2 separate regions of the Homo sapiens genome follow, and region 2 is linked to region 1. The links are chromatin loops, found by intact Hi-C in ENCODE. Cell type or tissue: GM12878. All regions are shown on one strand. Links, peaks and the distances in the headings refer to the core of each region. The heading gives the core; the rest is flanking DNA.

Region 1 (6,040 bases), core at 3,541-6,040:
CTGACTTTAGAAAATTCTCAGTAGTTCTAGGTTCCTTTTGGTGATTGTAACGGTGAGTACTTTTCTGATTTTTGTCATTGCATTTTTAATTGAATTGTTTAGACACTTTATTAAGAAAGTCTAAAAGGGACCTTGTAATTTCTTATTTTTATGAAGCTTTTTTCAATTCACCAGATGATGGAGAGCCTTTGTTCCCAGATTTCTACTCTGTAGGCAAGAGGTAAAAAAAGAAAAAAGCTGAAAACCAACGTGCATTAAATTATAGGATATTAGAGATGAAAATTCATCTGAAGATCATCTCACCAACTTTCATCTTGGGAAACTTCTGTTTTTTCTTACATGAAGAATTGCTCTAGCATCTAATTATGGAATCTTTGTTTTAGTTAGCAACAATTTATGAAGATGCTGGAATGAGCCAGAGGAAATGATAAGGGGTGGGGAGCAGGCAGAGATGGGTCTTATTCAGATGTGTATCCCTTTGATCTTTAAATGGAGAAGTCCTTGTGCCTAAGGAAGATAGATGTCTCCCATCAGTACCAAAACTATGGGGCTGGGCATGATGGCTCACTCCTGTAATCACAGCACTTTGGGATTGCTTGAGCTCAGGAGTTTGAAACCAGCCTGGGCAACATGGCAACACGCCATCTCCACTAAAAATACAGAAAATTAGCCAGGCATGGTGGCGCATGCCTGTAGTCCCAGTTTCTTGGGAGGCTGAGGTGGGAGAATCACCTGAACCCAGGAGGTTGAGGCTGCAGTGAGCTGTGATCACTCCACTGCAATCCAGCCTGGGCGACAGAGGGAGACTCTGTCTCAAAGTGGAAAAAAAAGAACTGAAACAATGATGACATTTTTTCAAACTTTCCTATGAGTTTGATTTTGATTATATATTTTTGTTTTTTATCATGTATGATTTGCTAAAAAGTCTTCAATTACTACTTTTCTCATCTCTTTGTTCAAAAACCTCCAGGGGCTCATTATCTTTCATATGCATCTTAACTCCTCTGCTTTTATTCAAGGCCTCTTTCTTCTCTTCTACTTGGCGTCACATGAACTTCATCTTTGGTGAGCCTCTCCCTGTTAAAGAAAATAACAATACTGTCTCCATACATATCTTCTACCTCATGCCCCTAAACTTGACTACTCTTTACTCCTGCCACATCCATATTCATTTGTATCACATTTATTTTGCTTGTGGAATATAGCTAAATTTTTGGAATGTTAAGAATTGTTCAGGCTTATACTATAAAAACTTCTAAACATTAAATGATATTTCTGAAAAAGATTCTATGTTGCATTCATTTTTGAAAGGTAATTTCTCTAAGTGTAGAAATCTGGGTTGATCAGTGGTTTTTTGGTTTTTTTTTTTTTTTGGTTTTTCCTTTCAATAATTGAAATACGTTGTCTGCTGTTTGCTGGCTTGCATTGTTTTTGACAAGAATTCTGCTATTATTTCTGTTCCTCAATATGTGATATGTCTTTTTTTCTGTGGCTCCTTTTAAGGTTTTCTTTTTATCATTTGTTTTAAGCAGTTTGATTGATGTGGCTTTTTTATATTTTTCTTCTTTTTTTTTTGCGTGGGGTTCTTTGAGGTTTTTGGATCTGTAGGTTATGATTTGCATCAAATTTAGAAAATTGTAGTTCTTTTTTTTTCAAATATTTCCCTTCCCCAATTCTAATTTTATGAATATTATGACCCTTGAAGGTATCTTACCATTCACCAATGCTCCGTTCTTTATTTTTTTCAGTCTTTTTCTCTTTGTATTTTAGTTTGAAAGTTTTCTGTTTTGTCTTCAAGTTCACTAATCTATTCTTCTGAAATGTCTAATCTGTTAATCCCATCCAATGTATTTTTATCTCTGATACTGTATTTTTTATCTCTAGATGTTCAGTTTGGGAGTTTTAAGATGTCTCCAGTGTGTCTTTACATGCTCATGCTTTTCTCTATCTCTGGAACATGGAGCATATATAATAGCTCTTTTAATATCCTCATCTGCTAATGTTATCCTATGTCATATATGGGTCTTTTTATGTTGATTGATATTATGGATCATATTTTACCTGCCCGAATTTTTTTTATTGGATGCCAGACATTGTGTTACATTGTTTGGTGCTGGGGTTTTTTGTTATTAATATTCCCTTAAGTATTTTTGAGCTTTATTCTGGAATGTAGTTAAGCTACTGGAAACAATGTGATATTTTCAAGGCTTGCTTTTAAACTTCATTAGGCAGGACCTGGACAGCCTTCAGTTTTCTTATTTTTCTCCCCCACTGAGACAATACTGTTCTAAGTACTCACTGCAGCATCCCATGTATTATGAGGTTTCTCTGTTCTACCTCTTGGCAGTGTAAGGAATTCCCAGATCTACGGAGCTGTGAGACTTGTCCTGCTGACTCATTCCAGTGTTTCTTTTACTGGCCATAGGTCATTTCTTTACATGCAGCTGAAGATTTAAGGGATAACTCCTTATATATTCTAGAAGTGTCTCTCTCTCTCTCTCTCACTCACTCTATCTTTATAGCTCTCTTCTCTCCTAATCTCTGCCTACAAATTCTAGCTACCTTATTGGCCTCCCACTCTCAGCTCTGTCTCTGCAACTCAGTGAGACCGGCAGGCTCTGTTAGGGATCTCTCTCCCTGCACTGTGGCCTGGAAACTCTTCTATAGACAGTACTGGGGCAATAAATAGCAGGGTTCACCTTATTTGTTTCCCTTCTTTCCGTCATTATTGCCCAAGGCAGCCTGTTATCCAGTTTCTCAGGTACGTATAGGGCTGAACAATAAGTCTAATCCGTTACTCTTATGGTCAGAAATGCAAATCTTCACATTGAATTGTATGAATTAACAGTCTTTTCCCGCTCATGTAAGTCCATCTGCTCCCTCATCACCTCCAACCCAAGGGTAATTGGTGTATTCATTTTACCCCTTTTCTGAGCCTGCACATGTGCATGAGTACGCAGAGACTGCATTTGGTTTTGTTTTTAGAAAATGGGATTTATATATATATATACAATTTGTTTTCATAATATATCACTTTCTAACATTATGCCATATTTATGTGTGGTAATCAATAAAATTTAAGTTTCTTGAGGGTGGGAACTGTAGCAACCATATCCATTTTCTCTTCATGACACCTCACATACTTCTCTGTACATGAGGATTCTCAGTAAATGCTCATAGGTTGACTATAGCAAATCTTTTTTACTCAGTTTTTATAAAATTGAGACAGCAATATAGAGGAATATCTTAAAGATAGTTTTTATGTGTTAAAGTAATGATTTGTTATCGTCCCTGTTCCACTAATATAGTAAGAATGAAAATAATTGCCTTTCATTTTATTTCAGAGTAATATCTGAGGAAATCACGGGAGCTCACTAGTATGGAAGTTATTGTAACTGCAAAACAAACTTTTTAGGAAATGAAGGATATTAACACATCTTTCGAGATTTATAGTCTAATGCCAAGTGAATTAGCCAAGAAGAAATAGAGCCACAATACTTGGAAATAGCTTGATTGAGAAGTTAAACATTTACTTAATCTCATCTTAGCTGATTAGAAAAAAAATCACTTTGATTTTAGGCAATATATGCTTATTAATGGTCTTTAGAAACTACCTAGTTGATCTGACCTAGAGAACAAACAGGGCTCTTTTTAGCTTATTGGAGTCCATACTTAAGTCGGAAGACCCAGAGTCAAGTTGCTGCCCTGTCATTGACTAGCTGTGCAATCCACTTACAGATTCCTGTGCCCTCCTATTTCATAGGGTTGTCTGAATTAGTTACATTAAAATGTTTTATAAATAATTAAGTGCTGGTCCATTGTAAGATACTATCATTATTTGCTTGAAGTAGTTAAGGGAATGAGACTCACCTAAACTCATATTTTTACCTAGGGATTATTTTTATAATGCATTTGTTGCTAGTTAGTTACAAGCATTAAATTAGTCACAGGCCAGGCGTGGTAGCTCACACCTGTAATTCCAGCATTTTGGGGGAGGTCTAGGTGTGAGTATACTTGAGGACAGGAGTTTGAGACCAGCCTGAACAGCATAGCAAGACCCCTTTCTACAAAAATAAAAAATCACCAGGTGCAGTGGCTCATTCCTGTAATCTCAGCACTTTGGGAGGCTGAGGCAGGTGGATCCCTTGAGGTCAACATGGTAAAACCCTGTCTCTACTAAAAATGCAAAAATTAGCCGGGCGTGTTGGTGCACACCTGTAATCCCAGCTACTCAGGAGGCTGAGGCAGGAGAGTTGCTTGAACTTGGGAGGAAGAGGTTGCAGTGAGCCAAGATTGCGCCACTGCACACTAGCCTGGGCAACAAAGCGAGACCTCTTTTCTAAATAAATAAGTAAATATTGCCACACATGTTGGCATGCGCCTCTGTAGTCCTAGCTACTCAGGAGGCTGAGGTGGGAGGATCTTTTGAGCCCAGGAGTTCTAGGCTGTATTGTGCTATGATCCCGCCAATGCATTCCTTGGATGACAGAGCAAGACTCTATCTCTAAAAATAATTAATAATTTAAGCATAAAATAGCATTTCAAAGTCACTTCTAGTTTAAATAGCAGCATGGAACAAAAACCGGGATAATAGGAGAACTGTCTTTATGCAGTTTATCCAGTAGGTGGAGGTATATATCTGTTATATGTTTGTTAGTATATGTTCACCTTCAGCCTGTTGAGAGAAAAATTATGAAAAGTACACAAGCAAAATATTTCCCCTAAGACTTGGCATGATCAATTTTGTTTTACTTTAAAAATAAAAATTAATATATTTAAATAGTTGGTAATTCCACAGGACTAGAGTTACTGATTTACTAATAGGATAAATTGTCTCACTGGATTTGAAACCTTTTACCCAAATGCCAAGTTAGCCCTCTTGTTAAGTTCTTAAATCATCTTAAAATCATTTCTATATTAAATATTTTTGTTTCATAAACTTTTGATAAAAATGTGCAGCATCTTAATATTTTTCCAAATTATGATTATTTTCTTAAAAATTGATCCTTATTATCATACTTTCCAGATGTAATTTAAGGCCTAGAGCAAAGAACAAAAACATGTTTAAGTGGAGAAATTTAGCCCTGACCTCTATTGATTTGAAGTACCAATTTTTTGTTGTTTTTTTAAAGATATTTCAAGGAAACAAAGATTATCACCAGGATGTGCGTAATAACTTTTTGCCACCAATTATTGCACGTTTTATTAGAGTGAATCCTACCCAATGGCAGCAGAAAATTGCCATGAAAATGGAGCTGCTCGGATGTCAGTTTATTCCTAAAGGTAAAGAGACAGTTCGTTTAAGATATGTTTTTACTGGATTGCCAATTTAAAATGGTTTTGCTGTTCTCAGAGAGAGTAATTAATAATGTGAGTGTCTTTCTGGTTAAACTCTAATTACAATATCTTCTTAAAGGGATGTTAAAAAAAATGGTTACCCTATTAAAAAGTTAGTTATAAGAATGGTTTCCAAAATTATAAGTGGAAGAAGAAATAGCATCATTCATAAGATAATGTAAATGAGATCACTTTCCAAATTTAATCTCAATCCTAATAATTTTAAATCAGGTGTCATGTACTGTAATATTTGTTTAACATAAGCATGAAAGATTGTAACAATACATTTAAAGCAAGAATAATTTATCTCAATATTATACATTTTAATATACTGTTTACTTTTGTACGCCCAAAGGCTACCACAGTGCCTGACACATCGTTGGCCCTCCATAAATAACTATTAAATGAATTGAATAAGTACTGTATCAAAATGTGGATGACTCCTTTATAGCTTTAGCATTCAACATCACTTTCCACCCCATTATTCTTCTTCCTAAGATTATTTTCAGATGATTTAATTATTTAAAAACTGAGAAATCCTGGCATATTTGTGCCTTTATTGCAGAGTATAATATTTATCCTTCCAATATATTTCTCTCTGAGAGTTAAAATTATTCTGCAGAATTAAATACTTTAGGAAATATTGAAGACATTTAGCATTACTATTTTTAATTATGATTTTTAAAAACAAAATGTTTAAATT
Region 2 (11,619 bases), core at 5,342-7,841, 720 kb before region 1:
GTATTTCGTCAAGTATGATGTTTGTTTTCTATCAACTCACAATTATGGAAAACAGTCTCCATAATAAAATAAAATAAAAGCATACATTCACGATAGAGTCACAGTAAACATATATGGCATGCATGTGATACATACACATGACAGAATTAACTCTTTACTAAATAGTGACTGAATGTCTGCTGTAGTCAGGCACTTTATTATACACTGGAGGTACAGCAGTGAGCCCAAGAGACACAATTCCTAACTGACATAGCTTATTATCAACAGGGAATGATTGCTCCAAAGGCACATTAACTTCTTTCTCACACAAGTGTAGGAAGTGCAGCAAGCCCTGTTGCTGCCTGATGTGGCACAGCAATACTGAGTCTATGAACCAGAAGGAACTGAAAGATGCCTTTTGTACCTTTTGTGGAGTCCTGTGCACCCACCATGGACCCCAGAAAGAGATATTGGATATTTCTAGATTCCTGTAAGAGCAATTACCAGTACTTTAAGAGAAATTTCTGCCTCCAAACTGGATTTTCATTTTTCTGTTTGACTTTTTATGCTTTGGTAAGCATGAGAGGCAATATGATCTGATAGCTAAGAATCTGAGTTCTGGAACTAGGCAACATGGGTTCAAGTCCCAGCTCTGCTATTTTGTAGTTCTGGGACCTTAGACATGTGACATACCCCATTTCCCTCACCTGTGAGATAAAGATGATACTGTTATCTACCCCGCTGATTTATTGTGGCTTACCGTGAGTACTACATTAATTAATAAATGTAAAATACTTAGAGTACTGCTTGGCATATAGGAGGCACCCAGAAGATATTATTATACATAATAAAAATCTCACCCAAAATATATACATTTGGGAATTATTTTCTGTATATTTTTGTTATAATCATTATTTTGGAGGTCTTTTTTTCCTTTTCGTTTTGAGAGAAACCTTTGTTAATGACCAAAAAAAAAAAAAAAAAAAAAAAAAGACCCAATTTTGATAAATATGAAGATACAGGCTATGTTTTAGGGGCTTCTCTCCCTGAAGCCTCTCCATGACTTGGTTCTGGTCCCCTCACTTTCATCCTGTGGGCTTCAGGTTCCCTATACAACAAAAACACAGAACAGATGTTATGAGGCTGAGCTAATGGCCGCCCATGGCACCAAGCTCTTTGACTGATGGGTTCAAAAGCTTTTCCTCAGCAATTCAAGAGTGCCAAGAATGAGTGGGCCAAGAAGGAGAGTTATGGCTCTTTGCAAACCCAGAAAGAGCAGTTCTCAGTCTGCATTTGACATGTCTGAGGCTTTAGAAGACCGTTTTGTGGTACAGTTGAATCCCCAGTGTGCTATGTTCCCAGGGAAGAAAACCAATAACAACAGATCACACAACTCATACCATTTACTAAATGGGCTTCCTCGCAAGTGGGGCTCTGGGAGGAATCTTACAATTTCCTGCTGCTTTGTCTCTGAAGGGTAAGCAAGGAGAGTTGTTCCCATTTCAGCTGCTTTTGTTTCTTGAGACTGTGTGGAAAGCGTGGCTATGTATTTGATTATCGTTTTTGCTTCCATTCTGCTTGCCTTTTTGTCAGCTTTGCCTTTTATGCTGCCTGATAACCCTCAAATTTGAGATAAAATTTAAGCCAAACTTCTAATTTCACCTGTTTGGGGTTTTGGATTAGAAGAATTCTCATATCTTTCAGTCTCAAAGAAGACAGAAAGTGGAGGGAGCATGATGACAATATGAGGCAGGACATCTCATCCAGCTGAAGTGTTACAGAAACACCACAGACACACATGAGACTCACACCAGAGTCTCCAAAGAGCCATTTGTTATCTGATTTAACTAACATTAACTTTTTTCACTTAAATATGCTTTCATGTAACTAGAATAAACAGAACTTAATAATTCCCTAGGGATCAGATTCCTGTTTCTGGCAGGATTTTGTAATCAAGTCCTTGAAACACATTCTGTCTGACAAACACTGATGTTCTAAAAACCTGATTTACCACATTTTTGAAGTGCAAAACGGCGCAGTTTCATCCTTCAAAATGCAGAAATTCATATTCAATAGTCCTTGACCTTAACCAGTTGATCTTTGATGTTAGTTTTAATATTTTTGTGTCCCACTCACCATTTGAATGAATCCTTGTGGCTTGTTGGCTTACCCAGAAGGGAACAGCTTGGAGACTGAAGGACTTGAGCTAATAACTGTCTTAGTCATGAGAGTGCAATATCATGCTTTGGGTGTCCTCACCTCTTGGGTACCTTATATTCTCTCCCTGAAGAGAAATGATTTGGCTGAAGTAAGAAATGATTGAGCTGTCACTTCTAAGAAATCAGGACTGTAATACATTAATAACTAAATTAGGGAAATTCTTATTATTTATTACCAATTACCTGTAAAGAACTAGAGAAATGATCTTGAAAATTTCTCCTTTTGATAGGTGAGAAAACTGATTAGAAGGGCTTTTATGTTGGTGACAGCGATGTTTTTAAAAATTTTTAATTTTAAATATATTTTTAGGGATTTGAAATGACCTTTCAGTTTTAGTGAAGGATAAGAAGTGTTTGAAGAAAAGGTTGTTATAAAGAAAATAAGAAAACAAGGATTTTAATAAACCCAGTGAAAGAATAGTAGAATGGATAAAGGGAGGAAGTGGCCAGGGTTGCATGAGACTGTGATCAGTGGATAGAAAAGTGGCAGGCATTTGGGTCTAGACTCTAGGGCACTGAGAGGTCTTGACACATGATGACATCAAATTAATCAATTAAAACTGAACCCAAGCTGAATATGTTCTAGGTGTTTAACCTATATTTGCTCTATTCCTCTTGTTTCACTACCACCCTCTGCCGAAAACATATTTTTTGCTTCCTATACATGTTCAGTAATGCTCAAACTGGAAGGAAAAGGAATGGGTAGAATTAGAATGGGCAGATTTGATGAAGAGGGTGTTGAGAATGGCATGAACACTGAATGTGGCAAAAAACAAGATATGCTTGTGCAAGAAGAGTAAATATGCCAGCAGGGTGGGAAAAATAGGAGCTACAACTAGGAAAATGACAGTTACTTTCTACATAAGTTCTAAAAAAAGTCAAATCTGCTTTTTGTTTCAGAAGCTGAGAAACACTGGAATCTTGAGAGCTGTGTAGTTCTCTGGCACTGTGTTTTCTACATATTTCCTGGGTGCGCTTCCATTAACTGTAATAAAGACATATAACACTCTAAATAGTGAATTTAACTCCACCACTTTTATTTAGTTAGTTTTCATCCAAGATCTAGTGTTTTCTTAAATGCTGGATTGCTGGGCTTCTGCTTATTATAATATGATGTAAAGAAAGTATACTCTCAAGTGTCATCTTGCATGCTGGTGCTTTGAAGACTGAAATAGGAGAATGTCTGAGTCATTGCCATAGCCAGTGGTTATTTTCCAGTTCCCTCTCTGTTAACATGTGGTCATTAATATGTTGTGATAAAACATATGGTTCCATAGTTTAGCATAGTTCCTTGTTGTTAAAGAGGCCAGGGTGTCTGAGCATACCTCAAACTCCGCAGCACATTCCGGCCCCAGCCTGCATTCCTGCCTGATCTCCTCCCATTATGCATACACAATTATGTTCCAGAAATCATACTAAACTTTTCTCATTTCTTTCCAAACATGCCTCAGTGCCTTTGTACTTGCTATTTTCTCTTCCTGGAATACATTTTCCTTCTTCTAAGACTGGTAATCTACATTTCATCCTTCAGAATTGATTTAAAATTTGGCTTCTTATGTAAAATCTTTCCTGACTCTCCTGGGCTGACTTCATGAATCACTTTTTTGGGGATTGCCAATTCTATGTCCTCACAGTACTCTTTAGCTTCTCTAGCTCAATAATATGCTACTGAAACATAGCTCAGCTAATTTTTATAATTCCTCAATGCAACTATTCATTTAATGTCATCTTTCCAAAACATTATATTTAATGTATAAATAATTTCTAAAGGAAGGGTAGCTTATTGTTAAAAGCAAATAGACTTACCACTTTTTTCAACACCCCAAAGTTGAGTCTGTACATTTTTAATATTGCTCCCCTAAAGACTTTTCAGGACCTTTGTCCTTTGGCAGTGGTGTTTGAAGACATGAGAACTCTTTGTTTTTCATAATACATCCTGCAGATTTAGGCAGTTCCACTTTTAGAACTGATAAAATAATTCTAAGATGTGTTCAAGAATAGCAGAGTTTTAAGTTCGTTTCCTATTTGATGAAACTTTTAATTTTTTTTCCCTTAACTGAATTACATGTCACTGAAAATTAAACATCTTCCTTACAAATTTTCTGAAAACTTTAAGTGGCCAAGTATTTAGAATTTTCCTGGTAGTAGTCTGTCAGGACCTATGTATTCCCACTAAACTCTTTTAACTTTAAAAATTCTATGATCTTTCCTCAAATTTGGAATCTTTTATTGCCTTAATTTCATGACTTGTCATGTTACAGTGGTTGACTGAGTATAGAACTTTCATTTTAAGGTTGTATCATAATTTATTCTCTTTGAAGATAGTAAAAGCAACAGCAGTCTGAATTTATGGGAATGTTCAACAGTTTCGTTCTCTTACTCCCTCCAATATTTTATTCTTCTAATTTTCTTCCTGGGAGGAAACTTGTGGAAGCTCCAGTGCTTCACAAGAATCAAGGGGAGAATACAGGGATTACAGAGAAAGATCAATGTGAATTTTTTTTTTTTTTTTTTTGAGATGGAGTCTCACTCTTGTTGCCCAGCCTGGAGTGCAGTGGTATGATCTCCACTCACTGCAACCTCCACCTCCTGGGTTTAAGTAATTCTCCTACCTCAGCCTCCTGAGTAGCTGGGATTATAGGCACCTGCCACTACGCCCAGCTAATTTTTGTGCTTTCAGTAGAGATGTGGTTTCGCCATGTTGGCCAGGCTGATCTTGAACCCCTGACCTCAGGGGATCCTCCCACCTCAGCCTCCCAAAGTGTTGGGATTACAGGCGTGAGCCACAGCGCCCGGCCCCATTGTGAAAATTTTAAATTATTTGAGAATGGGCTTCAAACTCTCCTCTCTTTAAGGGGAGGGGATTTTGTCCACTCTTTTTTTTTTTTTTTTTGACAGGGTCTGGCTCTGTCTCACAGGTTGGAGTCCAGTGGCACAATCTTGGCTCACTGCAACCTCCACCTCCTGGGCTCAAGCCATCCTTCTATCTCAGCCTCCCAAGTAACTGGGACTACAGGTGCATGCCACCATACTTGACTAATTTTTTTATTTTTTATATTTTGTGCACACAAGGCTTCACCATGTTATCCAGGCTGGTCTTGAACTCCTGAGCTCAAGCTATCTGTCCGCCTCAGCCTCCCAAAGTGCTAAGATTATAAGCGTGAGCCACCATGCCCGGCCTGCTCTTTCTTTTCTCTTGAAAATGTGATAGTCAGAGCTGGGACAAGTAGAATTGTTGAATTTGTAAGAGCAGGATAGATTAAGATGACACTTTCATTTTAATGAGGAAACTGAGGGCCACAGAGATTAGGGCCTTGTCCAAGGTTACACAATTAAGCAATCTCAAAAACCTGAAAAATTTCAGAGGCAAGTGAATAGGCCTGGCTAAAACAGAGGGGATCAGGTTTTATTTAGTTTTGGGAGAATAAAAACATTGGTACGTGCAATTGCCTTGGGGGTAAAGATACACATATTGGTTACATCTGCATGTCCTTCCAAACATTCACAAACATATGGGAATGAATTATAAGTAACAATGAATGTGAGATAGCTCCATGTTTTAGTGACTTACTTTCAAATCCCATATCCCACTTATGTTCTTCTTTTAGCTGTATTGCCCCTGGCCCAACACACGCTAACTGGATTGTTTCAAATACCAGACATGTAAAGACACTAGCCAAATAATTTTATCAGTACTCCTTTACTTTTGTGATATATTCTCTATAATAAAAAAACCTTGAAATGGCCTATTTATGCATCAAATGGAGACTTTTAAAAATAAATTATGACAAGGTTTCCAACATACATACCTAAGTGGAAAAAAACCAGATAGAATAATAGGTATTTTGTGCTTGTGGACATTTAAAAATATTCATGCGTGTATATGGGAAATTTCCAGAAGAATACACAAAATAAGTAACAGTGGCTATGCTGTGTAGAGGGATTGGGGGTATGAAGTGAGAGATAAACTTGTTTTTTATTGTATAGAATTTGTATACAATATATGTGGGTTTTTCCCCTCATATTTTAAAATAATTAAATAAACACATGCGTTGCCCATAACACAATTCCTATCAAGGACCTTTAGGTGAAGTATGGGAAATAGATCTAATTTTCTCTCTCTTTTCTTCTTTTTCTTTTGCTTGCTGTGCCAATGGTCTTTTTTCTGTTTGCTTTCAATTCCATCTCCCTCCCTTTCCCTGTAGGTTACAAGAGAACACCATGTGAACTGCATTCCCAGGCTCCCTTGCCGGGTGACTTTCATCTAAAGTTAGCCAGTAGGGGGCACTGGGAAGATGCTGGAAGGAAGGAGCACGGAAGAAGGGAGGCTACTTCTACCCAGCCCTCTGCTCCTGGTGGAAGCTCTGGTCCAGTCTCCTCTGTGCTTTAACTCCCTCTTTAGTCCCAGCTTTCAAGAGGCAGTACTGTCAGAGTTCCAGCATTTTTGGTGGGCCCAGTGCTTAGACCCTAGGAATATCATCCTCTCCTTTTGTCCTTCCAGCTTAGGGATATTAGCAACTTTCCACTGTTAATAATTTTTTGATGGCACCTTCCTTCATTTACTCTTTCAGCTATTCTAATACCTTTATAATTAGTTCCCACATTAAATTATCTTATTTAATTATTATATGTCAGGACTCTGTATTGCTAGCTGGGCCCTGACCGATAGAGTCACTATTGAAAGTGAGATATTTCTAGCTCCTATATTTTAAAAGTTATTATTTGTGTATAGGATAACAATTAATTTTATGTATGATTTTTATTATTTATAATCTTATGTATTCCCTTATTTTCTTTTTGAAGTTATTTCTAAAGGTTTAACCTGATGGCCTTGGCTGGAAATTAAAACCAAGATCCCTCAAGCCTTCAACCTCCTAATATGGCTGTTTCAGTTTGATTTCCTGTTTGACTTGAATTGTTTGAGAATGTTTCAGTTCTTGGTTTGTTGGCCTTAATTGTTATTGCAAATTTCTTATGTCTGGCATCATAATTAAAAACTATTATCTATGTGTGGCTCTTACGGAAAATCTTAATACATTTGCTAGTGTGAAATAGTATAGGTGACATTCTTTAATTATAATACAAAATTTATGGAAATTTTCTTTATGGGCTATTACCTGCCAACTTTAACACATTTTCCATTTGTCTTTAAAAGTTGCTTCATTTGATTTTATATATGTGTGTATGTATATAACATCCATATTATTATGTTACTTATTTTTTTCTGTATTGGTACTTATTTTATTTTATTATTTTTTTTGAGACTGAGTTTCGCTCTTGTTGCCCAGGCTGGAGTGCAGTGGCATGATCTCAGCTCACCGCAACCTCCACCTCCCAGGTTCAAGCAATTCTCCTGCCTCAGCCTCCCGAGTAGCTGGGATTACAGGCATGCACCACCATGCCCGGCTAATTTTGTATTTTTAGTAGAGACAGGGTTTCTCCATGTTGAGGCTGGTCTTGAACTCCTGACCTCAGGTGACCCACCCGCCTCTGCCTCCCAAAGTGCTGGGATTACAGGCGTGAGCCACTGCGCCCAGCCGGTACTTATTTTAAATCTATATCATTTGTCAAAGATTGTGTGTATGTTTTGTATTACTATCCATTTATGTCTACTTCCAGTTTTTGGCATTATGCATTTTTATGTTATATTATTTGGTGCATAGATATTAAGGATAGCTAGGTAGCTAGGTCTTCATTATGGAGTATATACTTCATCATTATCAAGTCCCATTCTTTGACAAATTTAATAACTTTTGCCTTGAAATTGTAACTTGCTTTTTAATTAAAATGTCCTGGAATGTTTTTCTCTAATACATCTTTGAATTTGTTTCTAATTCATTTACTTCTCTTCATGGATATGCATATTGGATCTTATTTATTTGTCTTCCATATTAATTTTAATTTATCTTTAATTTTTCTTTCCAATGATTTCGAATTATTTTTCTCTCGTTCATTTTACTCGGTGTTCTCAAGTCTAACTTCCATAATTAAGTCTGTATTTTTGGTGACATCCATTAAAAGATGTCTGCTTCTAAAGTGGATTTTATTTCTGAATTAATCATATTTATTTCTTTTATTTCCTTGCTAAATTCTGCTAGCTTACTTTTATTGTCCTTCTATTGGCTTGTCTTTTCTTCTTTGAGCCATTCTGTCTTGTTCTAAATATTTCTTCAAAAAGGCTTTATTTAAAATTTTTTTCAATATCATTGAAAATTATTTGAGGAAATAATATATTTCTTCTATAATTGTTACATTTAATTTGTGTGCCTCTTTTGTATAATTTTTTAATTTTTTTCTTGTAGTATCTCTATATGTTGTTTTTATTCCAGCTTCTTTCTGATATTTTTCTCATCTTTAAATGGGGCCATTGTTTCGGGGGTAGCTAGCTATTTGCTAAACAATAGTCTGAAAAAGGGCTGGGGAAGTAAGTTGGGGCAGAAGATAGCTTTATTATGGTTCTGCTGTTTCAATTCTTTTCCCAAAGTTTCTGCTAGGGGACAGATTTTTGCTCACTTCTTTCACAGATGTGCCCTTTCAGTTTGCTTATCTTGCAATGGAGCAATGTGTTGGAATTCGTATTTATTAGTTTTACTTTAGCAATTTTGAACAGCAACTGTTACCCACCATCTCTCCTTGCCATACTGCCAGCCTAGTAGTTTGAAAGATGGTGTGTCTGCCTCCTTCATCATTTGGCCCCACATTGCCTGTCACTCTACAATTTGCTGTTTCAAATAAAAAAATCCCTGGTCAGGCACCTTAGGGCTGTGTCTCTTTCCTTTGTAGAATTCCATGCTCTGCCTGAGGTCTGTTAAGGTATGCATCTATTATGCTCAATTGAATCCAAATCTCACTGTATTCCTCACAGTTTTTGGTTTGGTATTGTAGTAGCTAATATAATTTAAAATGGAATTTCCTTGTTTTTATTTTTTTCTTATTGTTATTTTCAGCCAATTTCAGAGAAGAGAATAGACGTAGAAGCATCTTTACTTTGCAATCTGTAACTGTAAGTCTGTAGGCCAGTTGCTGTCAGAATGGTAACAAACATTGCTGGGTTCACTCCCAACAGTTTCTGATAAAGCAGTTCTCTGGGAGGGTCCTAGAATTTGCATTTCTACAAGTTCCCAGGTAATGATGAGGTTGTTTGACTATGGGTCATACTTTGAGAACCCCAGCTTTAGGTTATTTATATAATAGCAGCACCATCTCTAGGCTTACCTAGTAAGAGATAGATTTGAATCACAAGTCATAAATGTCAGATGGAATTTTACTGAGTTCTTAATCACTATGTGTTTTGTAAGACTGCTGTGTATAGACTTTCTTAAAGGTCAGTGAAAATGTCTAGGGCTATTGACTCGGTGGAAATAGTTTTGTTCATTTTTTTCCTCAAATAACCAATTTTACTCAAGATTGAGCTAACTCTTTTCCTGGCTGGTCTCAAGTTTTCTAAATGTAATTAACACTCAGACTCATGTGTTTAAAGTATATTTAAACAGGTACTTCTTTGCTCTGAACTTCTATCCATAGTTTTTAGCTTTGAACTACTCAGTAGATAGCTGACATATTGAACTGAGCTCTACCCATGTATTCCACCTGAATGCTTTTCACTCTGGCCAATGTATTTTCAGGTTTGACAATTTGATGACTTGCTCATCTCTATCTCAATTTTCCTATCTTTCCCAACATAGGACAGAGATTGGCCCAGTAAATGCCATGTTTCAAGCAGCAGAAAGCCCAAACACACTTAAAACTCAATGATTCAGGTTAATCTAGAGAAAACTAGAGATTCGATAGAGGTAATGAATTTTCTGGCTATGTATTAATAATGAAACCTCTGTAGTTATAATAAGCTTTAATTGGGTGAAAGATTTACTTAAAACTTAAAAATTCAGAAGCTGCATCTGGGGAAACAATTTAATCTTTTGTTGGTGGTTCATGTTAACTTTTTTCAATGGTGTCATTTCTGCTGCCCATAAATTGTAAGCTGCTCTACATACAGAGTTCAAACCTGAATCTATGCTGTGAGCTGAAGGATAATTCTGGCATTTGTTAATCTACACCAGAAATGCCGATCTGTAATAATGGGAAGCTTTGATGACTGGAAAGTACTATAATCTCCTTTAAAAAAAGTAATGCTGTCAATTAGAGGAAGGCATAATGGGTCCTTAATTTTAGCAGGGGTTCCAGAAGCATTTACTGAGTTTAAACCAAGTTCAGAGCCATGTGCCTGGGAAAACTATTTGAAGATATGCACAGTTGTCAAAAGAGCCAAAAGAGCAAGGGCATCATAGCATTTTCAGGTCTTTTACACTGTTTTTTCTCTTTACAATCCCTGTCTGATAGACCCAGCCCACAACTACATAGATAGCTATAAGTGATTTACCCATTAAGATGAAGAAGAAAAATAATTAAGGATCAAGTAAGAGGGTTGCTTTAAAAATCAGCCAGAATAAATTTAAAAAAGAAAAAATTGGCTAAATAACAAGATGACAACTGTCAGGCCTCCCAAAATACTGTTGTTCTTTAGGGCCTGACCCCATGGTTTTGGATGTAGCCTGGGTTATGAGTGCTGCTGAGTGTTTGCTACTACAGACTTACTCTATACCCTGGCCAGCCACCACAGCCTCTGTCACTTACATGGGAAAGACACTTTTCTCCTTTATTTAGTGAAAGACTGCTGTGGCACTCACTTGGTGAAACTAGATTAAAGCTGTACAGTTATGTGATAGTTACCTTCCCTAACTTCCTGGCATGTCATTTCAACAGTGTGCCTCCCTCCAGGGGGGCTATAGGCTTCTCAACACATGGCCGTAGAATTTCTGCTTGTGCCTGGGTGAAGCCCCCAGGCCGTGATATTTGTCCATTTTATATTCCCATGTGCATATTTTCTTTTCTCAGTTGTGCCATTATCTAATAGAAGTCTGTTTGTGTTTCTCACTGAAAACACACTATTAATATTAATAACAGTAGCAACTGCTTTACTTACTGTTTGTCATCTCTAATTTCCATAACAATTTCAGTAGCACAGTTCTTAATATCTCCACTTCACAGATAAGAAACTAAGGTTTTGAGACAAGATCTTGTAGCTAGTATCTGGTGTTACCAGCGTTCAAAATTAGCTTTTTCTGAATCCAAAAACCCATAGTTTCTTCCCTATACCCCTCTATGATATTGCTTTGTCTTGCTTTATATTATATGGGAAAAGTAGAAGCAGAAATTACTTTCCTTTGCATTTCTAATGCAATACTGTGGTCTATAGCAGGAGGTTAGTGTAGCAGGATGACTTGCTAATTTCCAGAAACCAAAGTGAAGAATGGGCTAACTCAGAGATTCAAAGTAGCCTTGGGATGATTTTTCAAACCCTCAGTCCAAGAAGAATGACAGAGATTGAGCCCACATAAACCTGGTTGACAGAAAGCTGCCC

What was found. Peaks named below come from ENCODE experiments on the same cell type or tissue, not always from the same donor. Only the 100,000 strongest peaks of a DNase experiment are listed, where the experiment ranks them.
Region 2: a loop joins it to region 1, with 4 times the contacts of the local background. A loop is called at or near these places in 2 of 110 quality-filtered maps.

The regions. Positions count from the first base shown.
Region 1 is chr3:98,811,575-98,817,614 of GRCh38, reverse strand. It overlaps DCBLD2 (discoidin, CUB and LCCL domain containing 2), which reads left to right. Exons shown (of 16, transcript NM_080927.4): 10 at 5,133-5,283. Among named protein-coding and RNA genes, the nearest start is that of ST3GAL6, 51 kb to the right of the region's middle. In GM12878, for the core only: a CTCF peak has its summit at 4,628 (motif pointing right); no DNase peak of the experiment used is centred there.
Region 2 is chr3:99,527,323-99,538,941 of GRCh38, reverse strand. The region is part of intron 1 of LOC105374007 (a long non-coding RNA gene); the gene reads left to right. All of the region lies in intron 1 of LOC105374005 (a long non-coding RNA gene), which reads left to right. Among named protein-coding and RNA genes, the nearest start is that of COL8A1, 110 kb to the left of the region's middle. In GM12878, for the core only: a CTCF peak has its summit at 6,480 (motif pointing right); a DNase peak (open chromatin) is centred at 6,471.